Linked DNA regions of Homo sapiens: region 2 is linked to region 1. A link is an interaction called in ENCODE POLR2A ChIA-PET data of the cell type or tissue named here. Cell type or tissue: B cell. All regions are shown on one strand. Links, peaks and the distances in the headings refer to the core of each region. The heading gives the core; the rest is flanking DNA. Region 1 holds the start of ATP5MF-PTCD1 (ATP5MF-PTCD1 readthrough). Region 2 overlaps ZKSCAN5 (zinc finger with KRAB and SCAN domains 5).

Region 1 (8,327 bases), core at 32-8,031:
GGGCCAGATCAACGAAAGAGTACTATGTTCAAGCTGGGGGCGGTGGCTCACGCCTGTAATCCCAGCAGTTTGGGTGGCCGAGGCTAGGCGGATCACCTGAGGCCAGGAGTTCGATACCAGCCTGGCCAACATGGTGAATCCCCGTCTCTACTAAAAATATAAAAATTAGCCGGGCGTGGTGGCGGGTGCCAGTAATCCCAACTACTCGGGAGGCTGAGGCAGAATCGCTTCAACTCGGGAGGCGGAGGTACAGGGAGCCGAGATCGCGCCATTGCACTCCAGCCTGGGCGACAGAGCGGGACTCCGTCTCTTACCAAAAAAAAAAAAATTATCTTTGGAATAATCTGCTCCCTCCAACCCACCCCCACCTTCCCCGAAACAACCCCAGTTCATTAACTAAAACGTTGGCATTTATACATATACAAATCACAGCTCCTGCGCCCTCAGTCCTTCCATCCACCCCAGGGGATCGGGCATTGGCGTAGCTTCCCTCCGGCCTCTTCCCGGGGCCTCCCTGGATTCCAGTGTGCGGATCCTGGGCTCCGGCGGCTCTGCGTCCCCGCGAGTGTCCGGCCTGGGGAAGGGGCGGGGGCGCGGGTGCCACTGGCCACTCCTGCCTTTTGCTGCTCTCCTGCACGTCCCACGGAACAGCGGCCCCCTCAGCTTCCCCTGCCCCAGCCCTCAAGTCCATCAGCTCCCGGAGGCTGCCTCTGCCCGGACACAGTGCAGTCGGGTCTCTTCGGTCCCTCGTAGTCTTCCAGGTCCCATACTCGCACCCTGCAGGAGGATTCCCTGGGTGGACCAGGAAGGTCCCCAGGCCGATTCCTGCCCCACGGAGGACCTGACACCTGGGGTCCGGCAGACCCCATCCCTGATCCTTCCTGCGGGGCCCTCTGCCCCAGCCCTGGCATCTGCCCCAGCCCTGGGGAGTGGGAGTTACATAGGCCCTGGTGCAATGGGCAGGGTTTTTCCTGGGGGTTCAGTTGCTTAGGGACGCAGCCCAAGGCGGGTAATAAACTCCTAAGACTACATTATACCCGCATTATACCGTGGATGGTCAACACACACCGCAAGGAGCAAGTGAAATAAACTTTGAAGACAGAGAGTTCAAGGGTGCAAGGAACCGTTGAGAACACTCCTACCGCAGTACACTACTATATTTGCTGGGGTTGGTTGGTTTGTTTGGAGACAAGTTCTCACTCCATCACCCAGGCTGCAGTGCAGTGGCCCCATCTCTGCTCACTGCAACCTCCGCCTCCCAGGTTCAAGCAATTCTCCCGCCTCAGCCTCTGGAGTAGCTGGAATGACAGGCGCATATCACCACGCTTGGCTACTTTTTGTATTTTTAGCAGAGATGAGGTTTTGCCATGTTGAGGAGGCTGATCTCGAACTCCTGATCTCAGGTGATCCGCGCACCTTGGCCTCCCAAAGTGCTGGGATTACAGGCGTGAACCACCGCGACCAGCCTGGTTTTTTTTTGTTTGTTTGTTTTTTGTTTTTTTTGAGACAGAGTCTTGCTCTGCCGCCCAGGCTGGAGTGCAGTGGCTTGACCTCCGCTCGCTGCAACCTCCACTTCCCAGGTTCAAGTGATTCTCCTGCCTCAGCCTCCCAAGTAGCTGGAATTGCAGGCACCTGCCACCGCGCTCAGCTAATTTTTTTCGTATTTTCACCATGTTGGCCCGGCTGGTTTTGAACACCTGACCTCAAGTGATCCGCCCACCTCTGCCTCCCAAAGTGCTAGGATTACAGGCGTGAACCACCGCACCTGGCCTGTTTGTTTTGTTTTGTTTTTTTAACCATTTTTAATTCCCACTGGCGATGCTGGCCGTGCTTTCACACACCTATAATTGTATATGCGATTTTCACTGCCTGGGGAGAAGGGAAGCAGACATGGAGGAGCCCCACAATGCCACCTCTGAAACAAGAAATGTAGCAGAATGAACTGAACGAGGGTGGCATTTATTTGGCAAGTTATGACTACAAGACCTGCTCTCGAGGTTGTTTTAAAAATCGGAGGCCCGGCGCGGTGGCTCACGCCTGTAATCCTAGAACTTTGGGAGGCCGAAGCGGGTGGATCACGAGGTCAGGAGATTGAGACCATCCTGGCTAACATGTTGAAACCCCGTCTCTACTAAAAATACAAAAAAATACAAAAAATTAGCCAGGCGTGGTGGTGGGCGCCTGTAGTCCCAGCTACTCGGGAGGCTGAGGCAGGAGAATGGAGTGAACCCCGGAGGTGGAGCTGGCAGTGAGCCGAGATCGCGCCACTGCACTCTAGCCTGGGTGACAGAGCGAGACTCTGTCTCTAAATAAATAAATAAATTAATTAAAATAATCAAAATTGAAGTAGCCCGGGCAGTGTGGTTCATGCCGGCAGTTCCAGTATTTTGGGAGGCCGAGGTAGGAGGAACGCTCGAGGCCAAGAGTTTAAGAGCAGTCTAGGCAACATAGGGAGACGCCTTCTCTACAAAATATAATTAGCTGGGCGTGGTGGCGTGCACCTGTAGTCCCAGCTACTTCGGAGGTGGAGGAAGAACGCTTGAGGCCAGGAGTTCAAGACCAGCCTGAGCAAAATAGAGAGCCTCTACCCCCACTCCTCACCACACTGTTTCCACCAAAAAAAAAAAAAAAAAAAAAAAAAAAAAAAAAAAGCTGGAAGTGGTGATGTGAGCCTGTAGTCCTAGCTACTTGGGAGGCTGAGATGGGTGGATCGCTTGACTCCGGGAGTTCAAGGCTGCAGTCAGCCGTGATCAAGCCACTGTCTGAAAAGTAAATGCTCGTCTGAAAAGTAAAAAATAAAAATAAAAATAGACTGGGCGCGGTGGCTCACGCCGGTAACCCCAGAACTTTGGGAGGCCGAGGCGGGGGGATCACGTGAGGAAAGGAGTTCAAGGCCAGCCTGGCCAACATGGTGAAACCCTGTCTCTACTAAAAATACAAAAATTAGCTTGCTGTGCTGGTGCACGCTTGTAGTCCCAGCGCGGCCTCTTCCCACCTTTTAAGGTAGAGAGCCCAGGCTGAGGCGCCCCTCTCTCTAACTGCAGGACCCTCGGATTTTTGCTGTCCAGGCACCTCGCCCTTCGCTTCATGGCCTTCTAGTAGTTCCAGGGTGTTCGCAGTTGTGACCTGCTTCCCGTGAGCCTCTGCTCTACGCCCCTGGATGGGGCGTGCATTCCCTACCCAGCAGCCCTCGCGCGGTCCGGCACAGCGGACACCAGGACTCCAAAATGGCGTCAGTTGGTGAGTGTCCGGCCCCAGGTAAGGCTGTTTGGACTCCGTGGTGGAAGCAGGAGCCAGGGTCCAGGGTCCAGAGCCACACTGGGAGAGAAGGAAGCTGCGGAGCTGCCTGCCCTTTGCTCAGGCACTTCGCCACGACCTCACTTGAGGCGCGCCAGACCCCGCTCCGCCTGCCCAGGCGCGCCTTCCTGCTGCCCAGGGCCTGCGCCAACCGGGTTAGGCGTGGAGGGTGAAGGCATCTGGGGCACGCGCTTCTGGGCCTGGGAATGCGCCGCCTTGGGCCACTGTTCCTCTTTCCGCTAAGAAATAGCCGCTTCCCTCTCCCGCTGCGACCCAGTTGCTTTGCACTTGAATGTTAGGCGCAGCTTTTGCCCTTTTTTCCCAAGGCTTAAGCTCAGATGAAGCTCCAGGAGGAGCTCAGGACTAGGACTGTACCTGATACCATGTAAGGTTCGATGCATATATGTTGAATCAGAGAGGCGAGGTGACCTGTTCAAGGTCACAACTCGTGCGAGGGCTGAGCTGGTATTCAAACCTGAGGATTCGTGGTAAATGAACTTTATTCTCTAGGACGGCCTTATGACTAGCAGGCTTTTCCGAGACACCCATGTGTAAATCGCTACATTCATCCCGCTGTGCACACTGATGATTTTTGTTTGTTTGTTTTTGAATAGTTAGCCCTAGATGCTCCATAGTAGCCTTGTCAGAGAGTCCTTGTTGGGAAAGTCGATTCCATTTTACAGATGAGGGAAATAACTGTTCGGGATGTGGTGTGGCCTCTCTGAGGTCACACAGCCTGATAGTGGCAGAGTTTTGATTAACACATGTGTGTCTTAGCTCAGTTTCTGGTTTTTTTTTATCATTTTTTTTTTGAGATGGCGTTTCGCTCTTGTCGCCCAGGGTGGAGTGCAATGGTGTGATCTCGGCTCACTGTAACCTTTGCCTCCTGGGTTCAAGCGATTCTCCAGCCTCAGCCTCCGAGTAGCTGGGATTACAGGCGCAGGCCACCATGCCCAGCTAATTTTTGTATTTTTAGTAGAGACGGGCTTTCACCACGTTGGCCAGGCTAGTCTTGAACCCCTGACCTCAGGTGATCCATGTACCTCGGCCTCCCAAAGTGCTGGGACTACAGGTGTGAGCCACTGCGTTTCTGTATTCTTTTTTTTTGACATGGAGTCTCACGCTGTCGCCCAGGCTAGAGTGCAGTAGCTGATCTCGTCTCTGCAACCTCTGCCTCCCAGGTTCAAATGATTCTGCTGCCTCAGCCTCCCAAGTATCTGGGATTACAGGCACACACCAGTACCTACGCCCGGCTAATTTTTTTTTGTATTTTTAGTAGAGATGGGTTTCGCCACGTTGACCAGGCTGGTCTCAAACTCTTGACCTCAAGTGAGTCACCTGCTTCGACCTCCCAAAGTGTTGAGATTACCAGCGTGAGCCACTGCGCCTGACCTCTGGTTTGTTTTTTTGAGATGGAGTCTCGCTCTGTCGCCCAGGCTGGAGTGCAGTGGCGCGATCTCAGCTCACTGCAAGCTCTGCCTCCCGGGTTCACGCCATTCTCCTGCCTCAGCCTCCTGAGTAGCTGGGACTACAGGCGCCCGCCACCCCGCCCAGCTAATTTTTTGTATTTTTAGTAGAGACAGGGTTTCACTGTGTTAGCCAGGATGGTCTCGATCTCCTGACCTTGTGATCTGCCCACCTCAGCCTCCCAAAGTGCTGGGATTACAGGTGTGAGCCACTGCGCCCGGCCTCCGGCCTCTGTATTCTTAATCTCAGCCTAGAGAAATGAAGAGGGGTTCAGAATAGATGAGAGGGAAGCTGTTTTCCCCTCAGTAAAATGGGCATAATAGCATTCGTCGTACACGGTAGTTGTGTTAAGGAGACAACCTGTGAAAAGTGAACACTGGGGCATTTTGTTTAAGCATAGGGCTGTGGTCAAGAGCTCTGAACTAAGGATCAATCGATTTAGCATGTGAAAGACACTTGGAACGCTGCGTGGCCCACAGTGAGTACTCAGTCGGTGTGAGCTGGTCATCCCAGCCTTTACTTTGTGACCTTTAGGCAGGGTCATGTCACATGCCTGGCCTATTCAGCATCACCCCCGGTGAAGAAATTGGAGTCCATGTCTCTTAGGTATTGATGATCTTTTAGGTAGTGTCTGTCACCAGAGGACAAAGACAGTATTTCATGAGCACATAAAGTGAGGGAAATATGAATTAGCAGCAGTAGATAAGATCGCGGTTGGCAAACTATGGCCAGTGAGTTGGATTTCGTGTGGCCTGTTTTTGTCTGGCCATGAGCTCAGAATGGTTTTTTTGTTTTTATATTTTATTTTTATTTATTTATTTATTTTTTGAGATGGAGTCTTGCTTTTGTCGCCCAGGCTGCAGTGCAATAGCACGATCTCAGCTCAGTGCAACCTCCACCTCCCAGGTTCAAGTGATTCTCCTGCCTCAGCCTCCCAAGTAGCTGGAATTGCAGGTGCCCGCCACCACACCCGGCTAATTTTTGTATTTTTAGTAGAGATGGGGTTTCGCCATTTTGGTCAGGCTGGTCTCAGACTCCTGAGCTCGTGATCCTCCTGCCTTGGCCTCCCAGAGTGCTGGGATTACAGACGTGAGCCACTGTACAGGGCCTAGAATGGTTTTTTGTTTTTATTTTATTTATTATAGAGATGGGGTCTCAAACTCCTGGCCTCAAGCAGTCCTCCCATCTCGGCCAAAGTGTTGGGATTACTGGCGTGAGCCACTGCATTGGGTCATTTTCTGTTTTTAAAAAGATTGTTTAAAAATAAAATAGACTATGCTATGAAGACCTTATGTGGCCTGCAAATCCAAAAATCTTTATTCTCTGGACAACCCCCAGGTTGGATTTAGCACTCAGGAGAGACTTGCTATTTCCATGTGGCTTCATAGTAATGAACAGTATGTTTCCTCTCGAGGATCTGTGGTTCTACAACCATTACTGAGAATCTGTCGTGTACCAAGAAGTGGTGGGGATATTCGCACCTTCAGGTAGCTCATAACCAGGCAGAAAGGTGGTAATAGTTCTCATTTACATAGTACCTAGGGCCAAGTACCAAGGATTTCACAAAGGAGGAAACTGAGAAGGAGTAGTACCTTGCCCAAGGGCACACACCTACAAAATGGCATTAAACCCAGAATGGCACTAGACCCAAGGGTCTGCTCTGTCTCTGAACTCTACTGGGTCTCTTTATGTGACCCAGTGATTGCAGATGGAAGCTTCAGTGCTGCAGAGGAGCGGGTGTGTGTAGAGTTGGGGTGGGAGTTCCAATAGGGCAACCAAGGACTGAGGCCTTCCTTTGCCTTCCAGTGAAAGAGAAATTCGTGGAATAAGTATAGATGCATCTTGGATGAACTGGATAGTCCCTTGCAGTGGCACGATCTTGGCTCACTGCAACCTCTACCTCCCAGGTTTAAGCGATTCTCCTGTCTCAGCCTCCCGAGTAGCGGGGACTACAGGCACACGCCACCATGCCCAGCTAATTTTTGTATTTTTAGTAGAGATGAGGTTTCACTATGTTGGCCAGGCTGGTCTTGAACTCCTGACCTCGTGATCTGCCTGCCTTGGCCTCCCACAGTGCTGGGATTACAGGCGTGAGCCACCGTGCCCTGCCAAATGTGTTAGGTTTTTGTTTGTTTTTGACACGGATTCTTGCTCTGTCACCCAGGCTGGAGTGTAGTGGCACAATCTCAGCTCACTGCAAGCTCCGCCTCCCAGGTTCACGCCATTCTCCTGCCTCAGCCTCCCTAGTAGCTAGGACTACAGGCGCCCGCCACCACACCTGGCTAATTTTTTTTTTTTTTTTTTTTTTTTTTTTTTAGTAGTGATGGGGTTTCACCATGTTAGCCAGGATGGTCTCGATTTCCTGACCTCAGGATCTTCCCGCCTCAGCTTCCCAAAGTGCTGGGATTACAGGCGTGAGCCACCGTGCCCGGCCCCTGATGTGTTGGTTTTAAGGAAACACCCTTGTCTTCATAATACAGAGATAGAACTAGGAAGAAAAACAAGTTGTAAATTGTTGCCTTTTTTCTCCTGTGATGTGCCAGGCTCCATGCCAGCCCCTGAACATGGTAATGAGATGCAGAATATGTCTGCATAGTTTATGTGAATGTGAAAAAATGGCTTCACTGGATCAGGAAGTGAGTTTTCTGGCCTGGTGCGGTGGCTCATGCCTGTAATCCCAGCACTTTGGGGGGCCGAGGTGGGCAGATCGCCTGAGGTCAGGAGTTCGAGACCAGCCTGGCCAACATGGTGAAACCCTGTCTCTACTAAAAATACAAAAATTAGCTGGGTGTCGTGGCGCATGCCTGTAGTCCCAGCTACTCAGGAGGCTGAGGCAGGAGAATCGCTAGAACCAGGAGGTGGAGGTTGCAGTGAGCCGAGATCATGCCACTGCACTCCAGCCTGGGCAGGTGCAGTGGCGTGATCTCATGGTGCAGTTTCACCATGTTGGCCAGGCTGGTCTCAAACTCCTGACCTCAAGTGATCTGCCTGCCTCGACCTCCCAAAGTGCTGGGATTATAGTGTGAACTACTGTGCCCTGGCCTCCCTCAGCAGACTCTTGAGGCTGGTCCTGACAGAGCCTTAGTCTTTCCTTTGATCTCAAAATGGAGAAGAAACCTTGGGATTATTTAATCTGGCTCCTCTTGTGGTTATCTTTGAGAAGGCACCGTGGTCCTAGACTCTTTGCCCTCAATAGGACATCTGCTAAAAGCTTTTTAAAACTTATCATTAGCTGGGTGTGGTGGCACACACCTGTAGTCCCAGCTGTTCAGGAGGTTGAGGCAGGAGGATCACTTGAGTCCAGGAGGCTCAGTGAGGCTGCAGTGAGCTGTGACCACACCTGTGAATAACCAGTGCACTCCAGCCTGGGTAATGGAGTGAGACCCTGTCTCTCAGAAATAAATAAATAAATCTTTGCAGGGAGAACAGGGGAGACGATTCCTTTCTTAAATGCATCTCCTTGACGCCCACAGGCCCACCCACTCCCTGGCCCTCCATAGTCTCCTCCTGGGCCCAAATGTGAGGACAGTACAGCCTCAGCCAGGAGCCCTTCTGATTCCTTG
Region 2 (8,327 bases), core at 117-8,116, 63 kb before region 1:
CACTGGCCAACATTTTCTCTACATATATCACATTGATAGGGCTTCTCTGCTGTATGAGTTCTGTAATGCTGAATGAGGTCTGAGCTATAACCAAAGGCTTTTCCACAGATATCACACTGATAAGGCTGCTCTTGTAACTCAATCTTCTTGTCTTCAATCACTGTCAAGTTCCAACTATATGCTTCCTCACAGATGCCATTTTTTTCATTTTTCTGACCCATGTGGAGCACCTGATGTTCAATTAGGCTAACGTACTGAAAAAAGATTTCCCCACATTCACGACACTGATGGGATTTCTCTCGGGAGTGGAGTCGAAGATGTCCAGCCAGGTGGGAACGCCTCCCAAAGCCTTTCCCACATTCGTTACACTTGAAGGGTCTCTCCCCACTGTGCACGCTCTGATGCTGAACAAGGTGGGACCTCACTCTGAAGGCTTTCCCACATAAGGGACAGGTGTAGGGCTTCTCACCTGTGTGGACGCGCTGATGCTGAGTTAGGTGCACGCGTTGGTTGTAGCTTTTCCCACATTCCTCACACCTGAATGGTTTCTCCCCAGTGTGTATTCTTTGATGTTGAATAAGATGTGCACTCTGAATGAAGCTTTTCCCACACTCGTTACATTTATGTGGTCTCTCTCCAGTGGAGGATTTTTTGTGGACATATGGGACTTCACTGTAGTTCATCCTCTTTGAAGATGGTTGTCCTAGTATCTCTTTCATGGGAATTCCCTGCTTTCTATCCAGCTTGCCTTGAAACTCACAGCCTTCTCCAAAATCTTGAACTTGAGAAACATTTCTTTGGGTTTTTCCAGATAGTTCCATGTCTGCTTCTGAATATTCTGAAATTTTCTTCTTAACACTTAATTTTGTGTTCTTACTTCTTTTGTCACTGCCTAAAAAAAATAAAGAGCAAGTGAAAATGTCATCAGTTCTTTTTTTTTTTTGAGATGGGGTCTTGCTCTGTCGCCCAGGCTAGAGTGCAATGATGCGATCTCGGCTCACTGCAACCTCTGCCTCCTGGGTTCAAGTGATTCTCCTGCCTCAGCCTCTCAAGTAGCTGAGACTACAGGCGTGCATGACCACACCCAGCTAATTTTTGTATGTTTAGTAGAGATGGGGTTTTGCCATGTTGGCCAGGCTGGTCTCAAACTCCTGACTTTGGGTGATCCACCCGCCTCAGCCTCCCAAAGTGCTGGGATTACAGGTTTAAGCCACCGTGCCTGGCCCATCAGTTCTTTTATAAAGGAAAAATAAACTGTCATAAAAAATGTTCATCAGATGAAACTATGATGTAACGGGAGTAACAGAGGTGGATGTGTGTGTGTACTTGATGCCAACAGGAATGTAAACAACAAACTTTTGGAATTTTCTGACGAAAAGAGCAAGACTCATCCACAGGATGGCAGAAAATATTTGCAAACTATGCATCAGACAAAGGACTAATATCCAGAATCTACAAGTAACTCTAACAAGTCAACAAGAAAAAAAAAATCCCATCAAAAAGTAGGCAAATGACATGGAGACAGTTCTCAAAATAATATATACAAATGACCAACAAACATGAAAAAAATGCTGAACATCACTAATCATCAGGAAGGTGCAAATTAAAGCCACAATAAGGTACTGCCTTACTCCTGCAAGAATGGCCATTATTAAGAAGTCAAAAGGCCGGGCGTGGTGGCTCACACCTGTAATCCCAGCACTATGGGAGGCCGAGGCGGGCAGATCACCTGAGGTCAGGAGTTCGAAACCAGCCTGGCCAACATGGTGAAACCCACATCTCTACTAAAAATACAAAAATTAGCTGGGCATGGTGGCGGGCGCCTGTAATCCCAGCTACTCAGGAGGCTGAGGCAGGAGAATCGCTTGAACCCAGGAGGCTGAGGTTGCAGTGAGCCGAGACTGCGCCATTGCACTCCAGCCTGGGCAACAGCAAGACTCCATCTCAAAAAAAAAAAAAAAAAAAGGCCGGGTGCAGGTGGCTCACGCCTGTAATCCCAGAACTTTGGGAAGCCGAGGTGGGTGGATCACGAGGTCAGGAATTCAAGACCAGCCTGACCAAGACAGTGAAACCCCATCTCTACTAAAAATACAAAAATTAGCTGGGCATGGTGGTGGGTGCCCTGTAATCACAGCTACTCCAGAGGCTGAGGCAGAGAATTGCTTGAACCCAAGAGGCAGAGGTTGCAGTGAGCCAAGATTGCGCCACTGCACTCCAGCCTGGGCAACACAGCGAGACTCCATCTCAAAAAAAACAAAGAAGTCAAAAAACAATAGATGTTGGCATGGATGTGGTGAAAAGGGAACGCTTATACATTGCTGGTGAGAGATAAATTAATACAACTTCTGTGGATAACAGTATGGAGACTTCTTCAAGAACCAGAAGTAGATCTGCCATTTGATCCAGCAATTCCACAACTGGGTATATCTACACAAAGGAAAAGACAATATACCAAAAAGACTGTAAGCGCCTGTCTTCTGCAGCACAATTCACAACTGCAAAGATATGGAGCCAATCTAAGTGCCCGTTGAGCAATGAGTTGATAAAGAAAATGTAGCAGGCTGGGTGTGGTGACTCGTGCCTATAATCCCAGCACTTTGGGAGGCTGAGGCAGGTGGATCACCTGAGGTCAGGAGTTCAAGACCAGCCTGACCAACATGGTAAAACCTCATCTCTACTAAACATACAAAAATTAGCAAGGGATCGTGGTAGGTGCCTGTAGTCCCAGCTACTCGGGAGGCTGAGGCAGAAGAATCGCCTGAACCCAGGAGGCAGAAGCTGCAGTGAGTTGAGATCACATCACTGCACTCCAGCCTGGGTGACAGAGTGAGACTCCATCTCAAAAAAGAAAAACAAAAAACAAATACATAACTGGGTGGTGAGAACTGACAAAAACTGGAAGAATGAGAGTGAAGGATGATGAAGAGGGTATGCAGTCAGGGAATATCTGACTAGGAGTCAGGAAATAAGGCAAAATGAGCCAACAAGAAGCATTGTCAGAGGGTGGGTGATACAGCAATCCCTGCCCCCTTCACCCTTAGCCAACATTCTAGCCTCAGTTTTCCTCCCCCGGCATGTCATCCTTCTCCTTTGGGAATGCTCATCACCTTTACTATCTGCTACCCCCACCAGACCATCGGCTGCATGAGAGCATGGACTGTATCTCTGTTCTGGTCACTGCAGATCCTGTGCAACTAGCAACACAGACTCTCAATAATATGGCTGGATGTGCAAAACATGTATTCCCCCTTTGATCCAGAAAAATGAGGGAGGACCGGGCATGGTGGCTCACACCTGTAACTCCTAGCACTTGTGGAGGCCAAGGCTGGAGGATCGCTTAAGCCTAGAAGTTCAAGACCAGCCTGGGCAACAGAGCCAGACCCCTTCTCTACAAAAAATACATAAATTAGCTGGGTGTGGTGGTGAACACTTGTAGTCCCAGCTATGCAGGAAGCTGAGGTGGGAGGATTAGTTCAGCCCAGGAAGTGGAGGCTGCAGTGAGCTGAGATCCCGCTACTTTACCCTAGCCTGTGTGACAGAGCAAGACCCTATCTCAAAATACAAAAACGCCCCCGCCCCACAAAAAAAATGTGGAAGGCAAGTGAGTATTCACTGGGAAACTAGCCATAGAAACAATTGCAGGGAAGGTAGAAAACAAAAGATAACTATTTTAAAGCGATTGCTTTTTCAAGTCCAAAGCGCTATTGGTGGATTTTCCAAATGAGGGAATCATCGAGTAGAACGGGAAAACACTAGCTGAGAGGATAGCTCAGCTCAAACCCAGAACTTTAAAGACACTTTACTGACTTCTGTGCCATGGTGGAAGATGCAGCGTGGCTGTAAACATCAAAGGCAGAATTAAAAAAAAAAAAAAAAAAAAGAAAAACATTTTGGCTGGTCTTAGAATCATCTGAAGAATATTAGTAAGGGCCTTTAAGTTCACAGCACAGTTTATGACGATCTCATTCACAGATAAATTTACTGTCATTTGAACAGATGTTTAAAAATACTGGCCCGGCATGGTAGCTCACACCTATAATCCCAGCACTTTGGGAGGCCAAGGCGGGTGGATCACTTGAGGTCAGGAGTTCGAGACCATCCTGGCCAATATAGTGAAACCCCATCTCTACTAAAAATACAAAAAAAAATTAGCCAGGTATGGTGGCAAATGCCTGTAATCTCAGCTACTCAGGAGGCTGAGGCACGAGAATCGCTTGAACCTGGGAGGCAGAGGTTGCAGTGAGCTGAGATCGTGCCATTGCACTCCAGCCTGGGCAACAAGAGTGAAACTCCGTCTCAAAAAAAGAAAAGAAAAGAAAAAAAGAAAAAGTCACAGGCATAAACAGTTATCGGGACAAAAGAGAAAAAAATTGAAGTTCAACAACTGGGAACACTTGAGTAAATTACAATGCCACCACACAATGGCAGACTGTCAGAAATAAAAAGGAGGGCTGAACAGCCCTGGAAAATGTGTACGCTTAATATTTAATTCTGAGTACGACTACGTGAAACAGACTTATAAAAAAAAAAGGAAACATACTAAGTAATAACAGTTCTATTAGTTAGGGTGATGTGATTATGGGTGATTTATTTTTTCTTTTTATTTTCTCCAAGCTTCCTGTACTACTGTTATTTTATTGGGTTTGTGTTTGTTTGTTATTTGAGAAGTCTCACTCTGTTAGCCAGTCTGGAGTGCAGTGGCTATTCACAGACACATTTATAGCTCACTGTAGTCTTGAACTTCTGGGCTAAGAGATCCTCCCACCTCAGCCTTCCGAGGAGCTGCAACTACAGGCACATGCCACCATGCCCAGGTAATTTTTAAATTTTTTTGTAGAGACAAGGTCTTGCTATGTTGCCCAGGGTGGTCTTGAATGCCTGGCCTCAAGTAATCCTCCTAGCTCAGCCGCCTCCCAAAGCACTGAGATTACAGGTGTGAGCCACTGTACCCAGGCTATTGTTTTAAAATAAGTAAAATAACTAAATTGGGAAAAGGGGAAAGAGAGAAAAGCATATAAGAGAGCCAAATCCTCATTTACTACCATAGAAAGTCAACAGATAACATTTAAAATTGATGAGCCAACTAATAATAGTTTTATTTTAAAATACAGAATTACCAGAAGGAACCACTAACAGCTGAGAGCACAGCCAGCACAGTGGCTCATGCCTGTAATCCCAGCACTTTGGGAGGCCAAGGCAGGCAGATCGCCTGAGGTCAGGAGTTCAAAACCAGCCTAGCCAACATGGGGAAACCCTGTGTCTACTAAAAACACAAAAATTACCCGGGCATGCTGGTGCGCGCCTGTTGTCCCAGCTACTTGGGAGGCTGAGGCAGGAGAATCGCTTGAACCGGGGAGGCAGAAGTTGCAGTGAGCTGAGATCTCGCCACTGCACTCCAGCCTGGGCGACAGAGCGAGACTGTCTCAAAAAATAAATACATAAGAACCAAATAAACGATAACCTTTGCCTCTTCCTACCCCCCCCAGTATCACCACCCATCTGTCCTGTTGTACCGTACTAATAAAACACCTTTTGCTTTTCGCCTCCATTTATCCCCCGGATATAAACTCCTCACACGTACATCTCTGGGATTTCTCCCTGAAGTGGCGTTTTAGGTGTTCGATCAGATGCGAATGGCGACCGAAGTTCTTCCCACACTCATTGCAGCCATAGGGCCTCTCTCCGCTGTGGACACTGTGGTGCTGAACCAGGTGGGAACTCACCCGGAAAGCCTTTCCGCACACCTGACATTTGTAGGGTTTCTCCCCTGTGTGGACGCGCTGGTGCTGGGTGAGGTGCACCCGCTGATTGTAGCTCTTCCCACATTCTCCGCACTTAAACGGTTTTTCTCCAGTGTGGATGCGCCGATGCTGAATAAAGTTTGAGGCTTGGAGGAAGAATTTGCCACAATCGCTGCATCTGTGCCCTCTCTCGCCATGTGTGCTTTGCTTAGGGCTGATGTCTGTGATTGCATCCAGATCCCTTTTCTGGGAAGGATTCTGCCTTGATTTCCCCACAGTGGGGTTGACCTGCCACCTTTGTACCATGCCTTTAAGGTCACTGACTTCTGCAAAGTCTGGATCCTGAGGAACGCTCCTTTCGGTGTGTTCTGGCGCCACCCAGTGTGATTCAGAGTCATCAGAAATCTGCTTCACTATGAGCTCCATATTGTCCCTGGACTCATAACCTGAAATAACAGAGGGAGAATTAAAAAATGAGCTTTTCCTTGAATTTGAAGAAATAAAATGAGGGGATAATGAAGAGAAACTGACATGTGCTAGGGATCCATGATTCTGTAAAGGGACTTTTACAGTACAGGGATGGGATGAAAAATATTCAAGCAGAAAAGTGAGGGAGGTTAGGGAAGGAAGAGCTGGCAAAAAATGTTCAGAGGAAGGAGACTGAAAATCAGTCATTCCACTGAACGAAGAGGGTCTCCTCTCAGTGTGGCACTTACAAATACCTGTATCATGTTAAATGTTCTCTTGTGTGTGTGTGTGTGCGCGCGCGCGTGTATGTGTGTGTTTTGAGACAGGGTCTCACTCTGTCACCCAGGCTGGAGTGCAGTGGGGCAATCATGGCTCACTGCATCCTCAACCTCTTGGGCTCAAGCGATCCTCCCACCTCAGCCTCCCAAGTAGCTAGGACTACAGTTGCACACCACCATGCTCAGCTAATTTTTATATTTTTGTAGAGATGAGGGTCTCATTATGTTGCCCATGCTGGTTTCAAACTCCTGAGCTCAAGTGATCCTCCCACCTCAGCTTCCCAAAGTGCTGGGATTACAGACGTGAGCCAACGCGACTGGGCAATATTCTTTTTTTTTTTTCTTTTGAGACGGAGTCTCACTCTGCCACCCAGGCTGGAGTGCAGTGGCGCGATCTCGGCTGACTGCAACCTCTGCCTCCCGGGTTCAAGTGATTCTTCTGCCTCAGCCTCCCAAGTCACTGGGACTACAGGCGCACATCACCACGCCCAGCTAATTTTTGTAATTTTAGCAGAGACAGGGTGTCACCATATTGGCCAGGTGGTCTCGAACTCCTGACCTAGTGATCTGCCCGCCTCGGCCTCCCAAAGTGCTGGGATTACAGACATGAGCCACCGCGCCCAGTCACGACTGGGCAATATTCTTAATAAAACTGGATAGCAGGTTATGCAGCTAACCCCATCTTCACCTTCCTCTTCCTGTGAATTCATAGCCTAGAAAAGAAAGGTGATCTTTCTAGGTTTCTCAATGCCCAAAGGATTTCAGTTTGGTATGAATTAATCTAAAAGAAAAAAGACATTCTTTCTATATCCTGAGAAGAACCTACTACTTTCAAGAGCTAGGTTAATGTTCAGCAGTCACTGATAGAACCGTGGATGTTTCAGTGGCTATAATTAGTTCCTTTGTTCAACTGTATCAGCAAGATACTTTACTCAAAACACTGATGTTTTAATATGGTTTGCAGAGACAAATCTTCAGTAGTTAACAAAAAATAGAGTATTGGCCAGGCACAGTGGCTCATGCCTGTAATCCCAGCACTTTGGGAAGCCAAGGCGGGCGGTTCACTTGAGGCCAGGAGTTCGAGACCAGCCTGACCAACACAGCGAAACCCCGTCTCTACAAAAAATACAAAAATTATCAGCCGGGTGTGGTGGCTCACGCCTGTAATCCCAGCACTGTGGGAGGTCGAGGTAGGCGGATCACTTGAGGTCAGGAGTTTGAAACCAGCCTGGCCAACATGATGAAAACCTGTCTCTACTAAAAATACGAAAAAAATTAGCCAGGCGTCGTGGCACACACCTGTAATCCCAGCTACTCAGGAGGCTGAGGCACGAGAATCGCTTGAACCCAGGAGGCAGAGGTTGCAGTGAGTTGAGATCACACCACTGCACTCCAGTCTGGGTGACAGAGCGAGACTCTGTCCCAAAAAAAAAAAAAAAAACCCAGGGAGTATCATGGCCTATTAAGAATGTCCCAAGATGTTTTCATGAGGAGAGTTTTCTGTATTATATTAGTAATAAGAGCTAAACATTTGCTGAGTGCTATGAGTCCAGCACTACACTAAGTACTTTACAATTTTATGGTATATTTAATCCTTACAATGACCTTTAAGGGAGCTACCATAATCCTTTTTTGATATAGTCAGAAGTTATAATTCCTAAACTATGAAGACAATTTTAATTTTAATTTACCATATAGCTACTTTTACTTACCTTCCTAAAAAGACACTGAAACAGTAAAAACAGGGATATAAACAAAAAACCCTATCACAAAACCAGACTTTTTATGTTTTTTCCTCCCTCATTTAACTATGCAGCTAATCCCAGCTACCATAGTATTT

What was found. ChIA-PET counts read pairs that join two places held together with the same protein. Peaks named below come from ENCODE experiments on the same cell type or tissue, not always from the same donor. Only the 100,000 strongest peaks of a DNase experiment are listed, where the experiment ranks them.
Region 2: POLR2A ChIA-PET joins it to region 1 with 12 read pairs; 6 of 35 experiments call an interaction of 5 or more read pairs at or near these places.

Annotation. Positions count from the first base shown.
Region 1 is chr7:99,461,042-99,469,368 of GRCh38, reverse strand. It overlaps ATP5MF-PTCD1 (ATP5MF-PTCD1 readthrough), which reads left to right and starts at 3,202. Exons shown (of 9, transcript NM_001198879.2): 1 at 3,202-3,240. The coding sequence starts at 3,228. It overlaps ATP5MF (ATP synthase membrane subunit f), which reads left to right and starts at 3,202. Exons shown (of 4, transcript NM_004889.5): 1 at 3,202-3,258. The coding sequence starts at 3,228. RefSeq lists enhancers at 3,014-3,133, 2,800-3,415, 3,416-4,033, 7,544-8,044. In B cell, for the core only: no CTCF peak of the experiment used is centred there; a DNase peak (open chromatin) is centred at 3,158; H3K4me3 peaks cover 1,447 bases; H3K27ac peaks cover 1,386 bases.
Region 2 is chr7:99,523,673-99,531,999 of GRCh38, reverse strand. It overlaps ZKSCAN5 (zinc finger with KRAB and SCAN domains 5), which reads right to left. Exons shown (of 7, transcript NM_145102.4): 6 at 5,582-6,187; 7 at 1-892. Among named protein-coding and RNA genes, the nearest start is that of ZKSCAN5, 23 kb to the right of the region's middle. In B cell, for the core only: no CTCF peak of the experiment used is centred there; no DNase peak of the experiment used is centred there; H3K4me3 peaks cover 143 bases.